2 separate regions of the Homo sapiens genome follow, and region 1 is linked to region 2. The links are chromatin contacts, found by Hi-C or POLR2A ChIA-PET in ENCODE. All regions are on one chromosome and are shown on one strand. Each heading gives the region's core, a stretch centred on a gene start or an enhancer-like site at or near the end of the contact. The rest is flanking DNA. Distances are from core to core; before and after follow the strand shown.

Region 1 (7,031 bases), core at 4,477-6,976, 140 kb before region 2:
GTGTGGAATCTGAAACAGTTTATCTTCTGTTCTTAAACCACTGGTCTAATCTGCACTTTGTGCAGATCTTTTACCTATACTTGATTTTGTAATGTCATACACCTATCACTGGGAAGACACTGGTTCACTGAATTGTGGAGTTTTTCCCACGGTCGACGCCCTCTATCCTACAACATCACAAAATCCAACTGCATAACGTTGCTGCCCGTCTTGCTGGAAAAGTCTTCAATGATTCAGGAGCTGTCAAGCTCGGGATGGTGGATACAAGTTTTGCAAAGTTCTAATTTTTGCTTGAATGCCCACATTTTATCATTGGCAGCAAAGACTGTCACTGTTTCCTTTGAAATGAGAGGCTTACTTTGTTCATTTTCAAAGAAATATGTCAGATACCCCAGTCTGAATAACCATCGCTTGTTTGTCAGTCATTCTTTCAGGTAGAATGGCATTTTAGTCTTTCAAGTAAAAAGAGTGTTTCATGAAAGAAGAAGTGTCCACATCACTCGACGCTTCAGCAGTTCTACAGGGGCTTTCCCCCAAACAACTGTCATACTCAGTGTGCAATGGAAGCTCTGAACGCCAACTTCCCATTTTCTCACTCAGGATATAAAGAAGGCCATAATCGAAGGGATGAGACCTATAACAATTAATACTTTATACTGCTTCCTCAAGGACAATCGTATGAGTAATTGACACTTAAAGAAAAATGTGAGTGTGCATGGTGAAGAATCACACCACAGCCGGGTGCCGCTGCCTTGGGTGGTGTGAAGGCATCTCAAAGCCAGTGACAGGTGCATTCTTTCAGCCTCTTCCTCCCATGGCCCCTAAGTCCCCATGGATTGAGCACCCAGCGGAAGTTCACTACCTACCTGCTGGCTGAAGGGTTGGCATCTCTGTGATGCAAATTTAGGCAATAGGGTCCGGATGGAGGTGCTTGTATTTGGGAAGTTAATGTTAAGAGCTCTTGGGGCCAGGTGCGGTGGCTCATGCCTATAATCCCAGCACTTTGGGAGGCCGAGGCAGGAGGATCACTTGATCTCAGGAGTTGGAGACCAGCCTGGCCAACACGGTGAAACCCCATCTCTACCAAAAATACAAAAAATTAGCTGGGCATGGTTGTGTGCGCCTGTAATCCTGGCTACTCGGGAGGCTGAGGCATGAGAATTGACTGAACTGGGGAGGTGGAGGTTGCAGTGAGAGAAGACTGTGCCATTGCACTCCAGCCTGGGTGACAGAGCAAGACTCTGTCTCAAAAAAAAAAAAAAGAAAAAAAGAGCTTGGGGCTGCGTGCTGGAGGTTGATTGCATTGGGGCAGTGGCCAGGCATTGGTATTTTAAAAATGTTTAAAATATTTTAAAATCTTGCTGCGAGGGAACTGTCTAGCATGAACTTAGCTGTCAGGCCAAGAGTAGAAAGGAGTCCTGAGTACAGGGCAGAAGTCCACAGACATCTCTTTCCCCTTCCGTGGTTTCTGCTTAAAACAATCGAGATGGGCAATCTTGACCTTGCACCGCAGACCCGGGCTATACTGCCTTCCCACAGAATGGAGTGGGAAGGGCTAGTCCCCCCTGGAAGGGACTAGGGGCTGGCACCTCTGGATGCTGTTGGAAGTGGGGGAGGGGAACAAGCTTCTGAACTGGGAAGGAACTGGGCCACTGGGGCACGTGCCCTTGCTCTGCTGCAGAGTTTTGGAGTCACGCTGGGCAAGGTTAAGAGGCCCAGGTCCCTGTTAATGCAGCCCCCTGGCCCTCCACTGGGGGTCTCCTTGCTCCTCTCACTCTGAGAAAGGCCGTCTTTGGCGTTGCAGGTCACTGCTGTGACTCAGAATGGGGCAAACGGATTCCAGCTGTTGTGCCCCTGGCTAATCTCACTGCCCTCCAGCCCCGGGCACTCTCTCTCTAGGGACAGTGCTAGAGGCTGGGGCCCGCAGGCCGTGGCCATCCATCTGTGAGCCTCTCTCCTGGCGTGTTTCTATGGCTGTGAATAGGTGGAAGGGCTGAGGAGGACAAAGCTGTCCTGGCTTCTGGTGGTACTTTTGATTTTGGAATTTGCAAGTATCCTCTGCCCTCCAGGGAGCACCCGTGGGCTGCTTGACTAAACCATCTCCCCAGGTGCTTCTAATGCATGGCTAAGCAGAGATCCTGGGTTTTTTTGGTCGATATTTATTTATCTATTTATTTGAGATAGGGTCTCACTCTGTCATTCAGGCTGGAGTGCAGTTGTGTGATCAGGGCTTACTGCAGTCTCGACCTCCCTGGGCTCACGTGACCCTCCCACCTCAGCCTCCTGAACAGCTGGGACCACAGGCACATGCCGCCATGCCCTGCTAATTTTTGTATTTTTTGTAGAGATGGGGTTTTACCATCTCTACAGGCTGGTTTCGAACTCCTGGGCTCAAGTGATCCTCCTGCCTCAGCCTCCCAACGTCCTGGGATTATAGGCATGGGCCACTGTGCCTGGCCAGTTTATTTATTCTTTAATATTGACTATTCAGTGGGAAAACCAGAGATGATGTTTTGAGAGCCAGGTGGAAGGCAGAGCCATATGCTGGTTGGAAATTTTTTGTTTTAAAGCAGTATTTCATTGTAGCCTGCATATAAAGATTATCAAGCCAGAAATGTATTTGAAATCTGAAAAGTACTTTCATTGATTATGTTCATTTTTCTGTGATCAATTCCAAAAAGGCATTTAAAATCTTGAAGACCAAGTTCCTAACAGCACTAGGGGTCTGTAAGAAAAAAAGCATTATTTTATAATGCTGTGGGGTATACACAATATTTTTGTGTTTCTGCCAAATCTCTGAACAAAATCCGCTTAAACTTGGAATCCTGGGCATTTTCATTCAGGCTGCCATAACACAGTACCATAGACTGGGTGGATTAAACAACAGGATTCCATTTCTCGCAGTTCTGGAGGCTGGGAAGTCCAAAATCAAGATGCTGGCAGCTTCAGGTGAGGGCTCTCCTGCTGGCTTGCAGACAGCTGCCTTCTCACTGTGTTTTTGCATGGTGAAGAGAAGGAGCAAGCAGGTTCTTTGGTGTCTCTTCTTATAAGGCCATTAATCCCATCATGAGGATTAATCCCACCCTCACGACCTTATCTAATCCCAATCACTTCCCACAGTCCTTGTCTCCTAGTACCATCACACTGGGGTTTAGGGCTTCAACATATGGATCTGGGGAGGACACAGATGTACAGTCCAGAACACTGGGTTATGATCAAGCCTTAAAAGTTAATTTACAATTATAAAGATAGTGAAGAACTCTAGAGAGGTTTACCTCACTCTGGAGTTATGTGTTTGCATATCAAGGGGAAAACTAGCTCTAGGTTATTTGGTCCCTAGAGAAATGTCTTTACATTCCAAAGAGCAGAGTGAGAATTCAGGATTCTAGCCATGCACTCTCCAAAAAGCAAGCATGTCTTCCCTTCTTTCAGGAGAGAGGGCCCCCAGTGTCTCTCCTGGGTGTAACTGGCCACAGCCCGTTGCTCTCAGTCCTCCCCTAAGGAGTGTCCAGTTGCTCGTGGAGAGTTTCCATTTGGCTCTCACTGCCTCTCCCACAAGCATGGACTGGAGCAAGGAGGGGCCCTAGGCTTATGATTTACTGTAAGGTCAATGGGGAGGAGTCTGTCTCAGATCCAGAGGACTTCATGTGCACATTCAGAATAAAATTAAGAAATATTAAAACCCAAAAACGTTAAGTAAAAACAAAACAGAAAAATGTTATGTATACAGAATGACTGACTACAACTATGGCAAAAACAAACAACAACAACAACAACAACAACAACAACAAACCCTCAATAGAGGAAAAAGTAAACAAGAAACAGATCAAATTATTAACACAATGACATTTGAATGGTGACAAAATTGGTGATTTTAGTTTTTCTTTCCTTTTAAAATGTTTTTAAAGCACATATATTAATTTGGCAATGGAAGAAATTAGAAAGAAAATAACTTTTGCATGAAGATCACAGCTGAGGATATCCTGTTAGTTATCTATTGTGGCATAACAAATTAACCCAAGACTCTGCAGCTTAAACCAAGACAGCTTTTTTATTGCACAGTTTCTATGGTCAGACGTTCACATGGTTGATCTCCCACTGAGGGCCTCCAGGGTCCCACCCCCTTAGCAGCACATTACAAATTGAACTGGTAGAATAACTTCATATGGAACTCATCAAATATATTTGAGTGTCTTGTTGCTCTTTCCATTTTTTTTTCTATGTTGGGGTTTCAGATAAGATTTCTACAGTTTTTCATGCAGAATGTTCAATCCCTGTCTTCTCAAGGCCTCTAAACCCTAACCCGTGAGTGTTGGAGGTATTCGGTGCAGTGCTTGGTCTTCCTGGCAGTGTTTCTCATTTGGAATCAATCACAGTAGTGACTGGACAAGGGGTTACAGAATTTCTTGGCATGGGGTGGGAGAACTGTTGCTTTACTTCCTATTAAAAGAACTGGAGTGAGGCTGGGTGCGATGGCTCATGCCTGTAATCCCAGCATTTTGGGAGGCCGGGTTGGGCAGATCACAAGGTCAGGAGATTGAGACCACCCTGGCCGACATCTGGAAATCCCGTCTCTACTAAAATACAAAAAAATCAGCTAGTCATGGTGGCGTGTGCTTGTAGTCCCAGCTACTCAGGAGGCTGAGGCAGGGGAGTTGCTCGAACCCTGGAGGTGGAGGTTTCAGTGAGCTGAGATTACGCCACTGCACTCCAGCCTGGCAACAGAATGAGACTTCATCTCAAAAAAAAAAAAAAAAAAAAGAGAGAAAAGCTGTTATTTGGGAATATGAAAATTAAACATGCAGAGGCATGTGCCCTTTACCTGGGACCTTGCTGACAGCTGTGTTCTCTAGACCTCTCTCTTTAGGAACGTCTCTCGTCCCACCTCCACCCACAGGAGAAACCACTGGAAGCTCCTCCAGGTTCCTAGTGAAGCCCCCAGGACTCAGCTCCTTGGCCTCACTGCCCACCTGCCATCAGCTTCTTTGGCCTCTGGAGAACCTCACGATCAGCCTGCAGAGCTGCACCCAGGCCTGCCCTATGCCGGGGTTCCCACTGAGACCCCAGGGTCACTCACTTAGCAGGACAGTGATCATCAAGTGGGTTAGGGTTTCCAGGATGCTTCAAGGCAAGGCTCTGAGATCTGAGCTGTGGAGGAGGATGTAAGGAATCAGTACAAACAGGGGCTGGCCACACAGCACTGGGGAACTATGAAAAAGCTTCTGGAATCCAGAGGCCCCACGTGTGCACTTGGTGGGTGTTACAGAAACTTACGGTGAGCCCACCATCTCCAAAAACTTGAAACTCCACTCTTGCTTAAACTCAGGATCACACATCCTATGCCAGCGGGCTCTTGGTCCTTAGACTGTTCATAAGAAAAATAGGAAATGGCCAGGGGCCTGAGGAAGGAATGCAGCCATACCTGACCCTGGCTGCCTGAAGAGAGCTGGGTTGGTTTGGAGAGTACTGGGGCGGGGAGTAGGGTGCAGGGATGGGCGGGGGAGCCAGTCAGTAAAGTGTGCAGGAACCCAGGGTGGCCCATGGGCCTGAGGACTACACAGGCCCTGTCCTAGAGGCCATCTGGAGGGGGCTGGTCGGCTGGCTCCATTTCCAATTAACACCCCCTGCACCCCCCTGGATCCTCAGAGCCTCTGCTGGGATAGATGATCTCACCAGCTCTGTGATTGTGGCAGAAACACCAGGCCAGCCAAGCTTGAGTCATGCGACCTCCTCTGGCTACCAGGGCATGAGGAGGAAGAGTGCCTGGTTTCCTCCAGCCACATAGTAGTAGGCAAAGCCTGGCTCTCACCAAGTAAAGCAAGACTCCCACCAGATAGACAGGAAGGGCGCTCCCTTGACTGGGTGGTCTCTAAATATCAAATGTCCATTACAGTGGCCAAGAAACTGCGGTATCTTAATCACAAATAATCATCACCCATGCATTTGAACTAACTGGCAAAAGAACTCTCTCTCTCTCTCTCTCTCTCTGTGTGTGTGTGTGTTCAACAACAGCATCAAGGCTGAACATAAAAGATCACCTCTTGCTGACTTTATAATCTTTTTTTTTTTTTGAGATGGCGTTTTGCCCTTGTCGCCCAGGCTGGAGTGCAATGGTGTGATCTCGGCTCACTGCAATCTCCGCCTCCTGGGTTCAAGAGATTCTGCAGCCTCAGCCTCCCATGTAGCTGGGATTACAGGCGCCTGCCACCACGTCTGACTAACTTTTGTATTTTTAGTAGAGACAGGGTTTCACCATGTTGGCCAAGCTAGTCTCAAACTCCTGACCTCAGGTGATCCACCCGCCTCAGCCTCCCAAAATGTTGGGATGTGTTTTTTTTTGAGATGTGGTTTTGCTCGTTGCCCAGGCTGGAGTGCAATGGCATGATCTCAGCTCACTGCAACCTTCGCCTCCTAGGTTCAAGTGATCCTCCTGCTTCAGCCTCCCACTTAGCTGGGATTACAAGCATGTGTCACCATGCCAAGCTAATTTTGTATTTTCAATAGAGACAAGATGGGGTTTCACCATGTTGGTCAGGAAACTGCTGACCTCAGGTGATCCACCTGCCTCGGCCTCCCAAAGTGCTGGGATTACAGGTGTGAGCCACCGTGCCCAGTCGACTTTAATCTTATACAGACATTTATATGTATTTATATGTGCCCTGGTGGGACTGTGGCATGCCATTGACAGTCACTGTTCAGATTACTCTTTTTAGCAACTGCTATTTGAGTTCAGAGAAAAAAACTGTAAAAATCTGTGAAGGAAACGTCCATGGAAACAGCCACTCTCTAGTCTACTTTCTATTCATTTGGAAAGCAATGTCTCTCTTAGCATCTGAGGCTTCTAACCCATATTTTCAAGATGGCGATTCCCATCAGGAAATCTCTTACAGCCTATGGCAGAAAATACGCGGTTTGGGAATGACTGAGGTTTACATCAGAGCTGAGAAATGAGTATTGAACTCAGTCTAGTGAAGTTATCTGGGCATTTTCCCCAGGTGTTATTGGCATGTCCTGCTCCATGTTGGGACATT
Region 2 (6,318 bases), core at 2,513-5,012:
CTTGTTAAACAAGGATAGTAGCTTAAGAATAATAGCCAAGGGACTTAAAGCTCCAGAGATGTTTGTTTTCCCCATAGAAACTAAAGATAATGTCTTAACATATGTCCCTGAGTTGCCTTTCAGAAGCTTGGACCCCCCTGAGGACCCCCACTGAATGGATCAGCTGGCATAGAGACCCCAGATGAGGGAGAAACAAACTAAAGTTCAACTATTGTCCTTTGTTCTAAGTTTCTTTGTGAGGGTCTTCGAGAAAGTCACTCTCCCTAGCAAGTTAATGTTTTTCTACTGACTCCCTATATTTTTAAATTTTACTTTAAGTTCTGGGATACATGTGCAGAATGTGCAGGTTTGTTACATAGGTATACCTGTGCCATGGTGGTTTGCTGCACCCATCAACCCGTCATCTAGGTTTTAAGCCCCACATGCATTAAGTATTTGTCCTGATGCTCTCCCTCCCCTTGCCCCTCAACCCCCCAACAGGCCCCGGTGTGTGATGTTCCCCTTGTCTTTATAGTAGCATGTGTCTTTATAGTAGAATGATTTATAATCCTTTGGGTATTGCTGCTGATGCCCTAATGTTTAAACAAAGCTTCTCTTACTTAACTAATTGCAAACCAGATCTTGGTATCTACCCATGATCTATGAGCCCCCATTCAAGATGTCCCATCCTTTTAAGCTTACACCAATGTGTAACCTCTGTGTATTGATTTACCTGTAGCTTCCGTTTTCCTGAAAGTTGCCCCTGCCTTTAAAAACACTGGCCTGCGAGCCATCCAGGAGGCCAGATCTTGAGCAGTTAGCTGCCTGGTCCTCCTCGCTTAGTGCTCCACAGTAACCACCCTCCTTTCTACCATGGCAGAAAGCTTGGTGTGAGTATCTGGTTTTATTGTGCAGGGAGAGTGACCACCAGTTTGGTTCTATAACACTGCCACTGTGTCCCTTCTTTGAAGGGAAGCCTGCAAAGGAGGGAAAAAGGCCGCATCAGCGGTAGAAAGGCATTACATAAACTCCCAGTCACCAGCTTGGACCCTAGTCCATTCTGTTCTCTTTAATCTTTTTTTTTTTGGACGGGGTGGTGGGAGGCGAGGTGGGGTAAGAAGCTTCCAGTAGAAACCAGAAAACCTGCTAGACAAATTCTAAAAGAGTTCTTAATATTGTCCACTTCTTTCCACCTTTGTCCTTCAGTTTTCCTCAGTCTCTTTTTCTGTCTTTGTCTCTCTGCCTGGTCTCGTCTTCTCTCCCAAGTCTGTCTTAATAACCTCAGGTGCAGGGCGGTTTGTCATGCATCTTGCAGTGGGACAGCAGGAAACGGCTTGGTGGGACCCCACTGTCTATCTGAGGGTAAACCATTCACTACCGTGGCTCTGCAACCAGGCGGGATAGAGTGAGGTGAATGAGGCACTCTACTGGAGGCAAACATTTTAAAGGCACCCAAAGTACTCAGGCGTCAATTTTTTTTAATATAATAGTTAATATGAGATTAAAAAAAATAGTTAATGTGAGATTTCCATGGTGAGCAAAATATCAAAAATTTAAATGACAGGATCAGTGCCAGTGCACTGATTTTTAAATTTATTTTATTTATTTTATTGCAACCTGAGGGAAAAGGAAAAATCTGTAATGTCAGTTCTGTCTTTACTTAGGATTTTGATATTTTGTTTATCACGGGTTTTTGGGGGGATTAAATCTGCCACAAGGGCACTGTAGAGCTGAGCCTCCGTGGGAACTGCCATTCCGCTAGGGTAGGATGTGCTTCCACAAAAGGGCTGGGCCCAAGAACGTCCCATCCACTGCAAGCTACAAGGTGCAGGGGTAGAAGCGGCCCAGATGGAATTCCTATGGGGCTGCGGAGGGGAGAAGGCTGACCCTGAGAATGAGGGCCAGAGAGGAGGGTGAGCGCGGCCCCTCTTCCAGGCAGGAAGCCCTGCTGGACGCCCGCGTGGTGGTCCCCGAGACTCGCTCAGGGCCACGTGGGAGGAGAAGCTGCAGCCCACGCGTGAGGAAACTGGGACGTCGCTTTGCGCACGTGGACAGTGGTGGTCTCCAGGCGCTCCGGCTGTGGCCCCTTCAGAAGCACCTGCCAAGACACCTGTGGCTCCGGGCATCTGGAGAACCACGGCCCAGAAGGAGCCTACTGTTGGGGAGGGTGGGCCTGGGGCCACACACCCGTAGCTCCCTCTGGGGGTAGAGACCAGAGCTGTCCTCTCGCACCCGCACCCGCACCCGCACGCTCTCCCTCAGCAGATAAACCCTGCGCGGGCACGTCCTCAGGGCTGAGGCTGGCAGCCAATTCCATCTCTCTCTAGGGTCTCTTCTCCCAGGCCTTTCTCTCTGGAGACCTCTGGGTTAGGGGGGCCAGAGTTCCCAGGACCAAGCAGCTGCTGTGGTTTCCACTGGGTCCTGCTCTCCTTGTACCCCTCCCTCTGCCTCCCACCTCGGCCTGTTCCCTAAGGCTGCTCCCGCGGGACCCTGTTGTCCAGCCCCAGCTCTGTGCTGAAGGGGGCTCAGGCAGCCCCTCTCATGTTTGTGGCCCTACCCAACACTCTGCCCTGGAGGGTCTTCAGAACCCCTTTGTTGGCGCAGAGGAGCCCACGCTTGCCTCCCCTCACCCAGGATCCCCTTGTCCCGGGAGGGCCACCCCACAGACCACTCACTCTTATCCCTCCCTCCAGACCCCCACACATGGAGGCACAGGAGAGTCCCAGGCCAGCCCAGCCATGCCATGGAGCACAGTGCTGCTGTGCCCACTTGGGTGCAGGGGTTTTATTTGGAAGGTGATCCCAAAGGAAGCAGGAGAGAGGAAATGGGGCAGAGGGCAACAGGAAAGGAGGCAAGAACAATATAAGGTAGGAATTTGAGGTCACCACTGTGGGCAATGGGGCCACTTCCAAGGATTGTTCCCTGAAAGGCCAGGCGCCTTCTACCAGGTCCCATCCACCACTGGTTGGGGTGGGCCCCAGGAGGCATCAAAGACTTGGGGAAGGTGCACAGACTCATAGCTGTTCCTGCTCATTCCTTAGGTCTCAGAGCCTCCTCCACCTGGCCGAGACCTGGAGTGCCCACTCTGCACTTGGAGCTTCCTCATGCTGGGTTGTTTCCAAACGTGAGCACCTGTAGATGGGATCACAGGTCTTCCCTCACCTTCCTCTTGTCTCCACCGTAGTTCACGGTCTGGCACACAGATTGGCCCGCATCAGGCCTGCAGTAACTGCTTTTCAGATAAAAGTGTTAACTCACAGAGGACAAACGCTTTTCTTCTCTTTTGCCAACTCTTATTAGTCAGTAGTGGCTACTTGGAGGAATGTGTTAGGTGAGATTCTGAGGCTGGATTCAGGTTTGGCAGAGAAGAGTGTCTGTCATGGAGGGCCATGGTGGTGGCAGCACTCATGTCCCCGCTGACATTTCTCAAAGTTAGACTTTCTGTAAAGGGAGGCAGTTTTTTAGACACTAGAATATCTTAGGACTTGTCTAAGGAATCAGCGCAGTCTAGTGAACATGCTTGGAATGTAGGTTTTTGTGACAAAGGGAAGAAGCCCCTTACAATGGTGATTGCCTATTAGATTCTAGAAACTGTGCTAGGTATTTGATATGTTTTCTCATTTAATCTCCATAGTATCCCCAGAAGTTCATGTTATTTCCGTTTTTCTTGATGACTAAGTTGAGACTCAGAGATGTTGAGTAAATGTTACCCAAGATCACACAGTTATGAAGCCGATGTTCTCATCACATCACATCACTTGCAGGCAAGAGGTTTCCTTGCAGGCAAACCTCTGCAAGCACGAGCATGAGACCAGTCAGCAGTCTGGGGAGTGTACGTGGAGAGTTTACTCTATTGCACACAATGACATAAACAGGGGCAGAGAGACCCAAACACTGCAAGTGCCAAGAGAAAAGATAATTTAGGCTGAGCTGGTGATCAGAGAAAGCTTCCTGGAGGAAGCAGAGCATGAGGAGAGCCTAGAAAGGAGAAAAATGGTTGGCATCTGGGTAGCAAGAGAGTAAGGGATGGACATATTGGGGGGGGCACAGCCCTGGTCAGAGGGAGATAGCCCTGGGAATCAGACAGGCATGTTGGTGACCAGTGTGGATGGCCTGAAGGTTGGTGGAGGAGCTGAGCCTCAAAGCACAGATGGTTGGGGACCTGCAGAACCGGATTTAGTAGCAAGACAGAGCTGGAGCAGACAGAGAGGCAGTGTGGTGGCTGCAGGGTTTAGAGGCATTCATCAGGGAGTACCACCTGCAGATATGGGATGAAAGGACAGGAGCCTCAGCAAGGGCTCTTGTGAAGGGTGTGGTGGGCTGGGATGTGTTTTCACCCACACATACATGCCTACCTCCCTGAGCCCTCCTAGGTAAGGGAGCTGTGACCTTGCACAGGCCAGGTGAACTCCTCTAAAGGCTGATGCTTCCTGAACTGCGAGGGTGGAAGTTACTTTCAGCTCCCTGCATTCATTGTTAACTGAGGAGGATGCTAACCGGGGCTGTTGTTTACATCAGATAATAGTCAATAAACCCCATGAGGGAGCCTGCAGTGTGGCCAGCAGGGGAAGTCACCAGCCTGTGGGGGCTCCACGGTGGGCCCAACCTACCACTTTAATTTCATACTTCTGTAGAGTGATTTCTTGAAGCCTTCTTAAGTGACTGCCTAAAGCCCTAGTCACAGAAGGTGTTTCAGCTGCCAGTGGCCAAAATCCCAACTCGAGCAGCTTTTCAGGAGCAGGGGATTGATTTGCCTGGGTGTTAGGCTCAGTTCCCTAGTTCCCACGTCCATTCTATGTGAGTCTCTTGGCTCTGCTTTCTTCTCCATGCTGGGAGCCACCCTCAGGCTGGCCTTGAACTCCTGACCTCGTGATTCGCCCACCTTGGCCTCCCAAAGTGCTGGGATTACAGGTGTGAGCCACTGTGGTATCACCTTTAACTCAAAACAGTCAATATGCTGTAGCAACGTATTTTGGGGTGGCATGTTCTTTTTTTGGGGGGTGGGAGGGGCTGTTTCTCTGTTGTCCAGGTTGGAGTGCAGTGGTACAACCATGGCTCACTGCAACCTCAACCTCCTGGGCTCAAGCGATCATTCTGCCTCAGCCTCCCAAGTAGCTGAGACCACAGACACACACCACCACGCCTGGCTAATTTGTGATGGCATGTTCTTAACTCCTTCACTCTCTTTGCTTCTCCACCTCTCTGCTGCTGTCTCTGCCACTGTGTTTCTCTGTCTCTTTGTGTCGCTTTGTGTCTCTGTCTCTTAGTCTCTCCCTGTCTCTTTCTCTCTTATCTATCTCTCTCAGTCTCTCTGCCTCTCAGTCTGTCTCTTTCTCTCTCTGTATGCATGCATCTCTCTCAATCTCTCTTTCTCTCTGTATCTGTCTCTCTGTCTCCCAAAAACACACACTCGCTTTCTCTGCTCGTCCACACGTGTGGGCACACATGGCTGCCCAGCCCAGATACGACTCACTTCCTAGGACATGTTTAGCAGAACTAGAATAGAGCACACAAGCTGGGTAGACTAATGTTAGCAGTGAGAAGAACTCGGGAAACATGCTGCTTGGATTTTGACCCCCAGTCTAGCACTTACTAGCTGTACACGTGTTACCTATTAATGACTTCTCTGACCAAGTGGTGAGAACAATAGCACTTATCTCACAGGGGTTTTGTGATGATTAAATTACAACAGTAATTTAAAAGAGAACCCGGCAGTGGTTAAGTACACTGATAATGTTCACAAATCTTATTCTTATTCTTCACCTTCTTGACATTGTTGTTGCCATCTCTGAGTTCCAATGTCAGTTTCTGAGAATCAGAGTCTGAGTGGCTCAGGTTATACTGGACTGTATGTTTGGTATATTTGGTGCAATTGGCTGAACAAAAGCCAGCACTGGAGAGCCACCATGGCCCACCCAAGAGCATGGGGGGGTGGAGTGGGGAGACAGGTGGACCTCCGGAAAGGCAGGGATGGGTTGAACGGCAAGCCAAAGATGGCTCTGAGAGCCAGGGTCACCAATCATCCCAGTTTGCCTGGGACTGAGGGGTTTCCCTGGAAATGAGACTTTCAGTGCCAAAATAAAGAAAGTCCTGGGAAACTGGGAGGGTTGGTCACTCTATAAGTCAAAACTGATTTTGATGACTTCCAGATGGGGTCAGCGTGCCCGGCACAATGTGTGTTGATGAAATCCCTTTTGAAATCCCTGGAGGAGGGTGAAAAGGTGGATGAGGCCATTTTGCAAGCCTTTTTGCAATATGTCCTAGTCTGCTCCCACCTAGGGAGGTTTGAATCCACCACCCCTCTTCCCTGCCACTCCCCAGCCCTGACCTTGCTTGCTG

Evidence for each region. Hi-C counts contacts between places; a loop is a spot of excess contacts on that map. ChIA-PET counts read pairs that join two places held with the same protein, here RNA polymerase II (POLR2A).
Region 1: a map of endothelial cell of hepatic sinusoid shows a loop between it and region 2 (2.8-fold over the local background). The contact joins two enhancer-like sites. A Hi-C loop is called at or near these places in 1 of 168 maps with a recorded cell type or tissue (endothelial cell of hepatic sinusoid). POLR2A ChIA-PET finds 5 or more read pairs at or near these places in 1 of 52 experiments (BJ).

Annotation. Positions count from the first base shown.
Region 1 is chr2:127,152,591-127,159,621 of GRCh38, reverse strand. No RefSeq gene overlaps it. Among named protein-coding and RNA genes, the nearest start is that of BIN1, 49 kb to the right of the region's middle. RefSeq lists enhancers at 1,333-1,833, 1,834-2,334. Within about 2 kb of position 5,726, at least 9 of the 41 ENCODE cell types and tissues checked have a DNase peak (open chromatin) inside an H3K27ac peak, as active enhancers do.
Region 2 is chr2:127,012,260-127,018,577 of GRCh38, reverse strand. It overlaps the pseudogene RNU7-182P. Among named protein-coding and RNA genes, the nearest start is that of BIN1, 92 kb to the left of the region's middle. Within about 2 kb of position 3,762, at least 3 of the 41 ENCODE cell types and tissues checked have a DNase peak (open chromatin) inside an H3K27ac peak, as active enhancers do.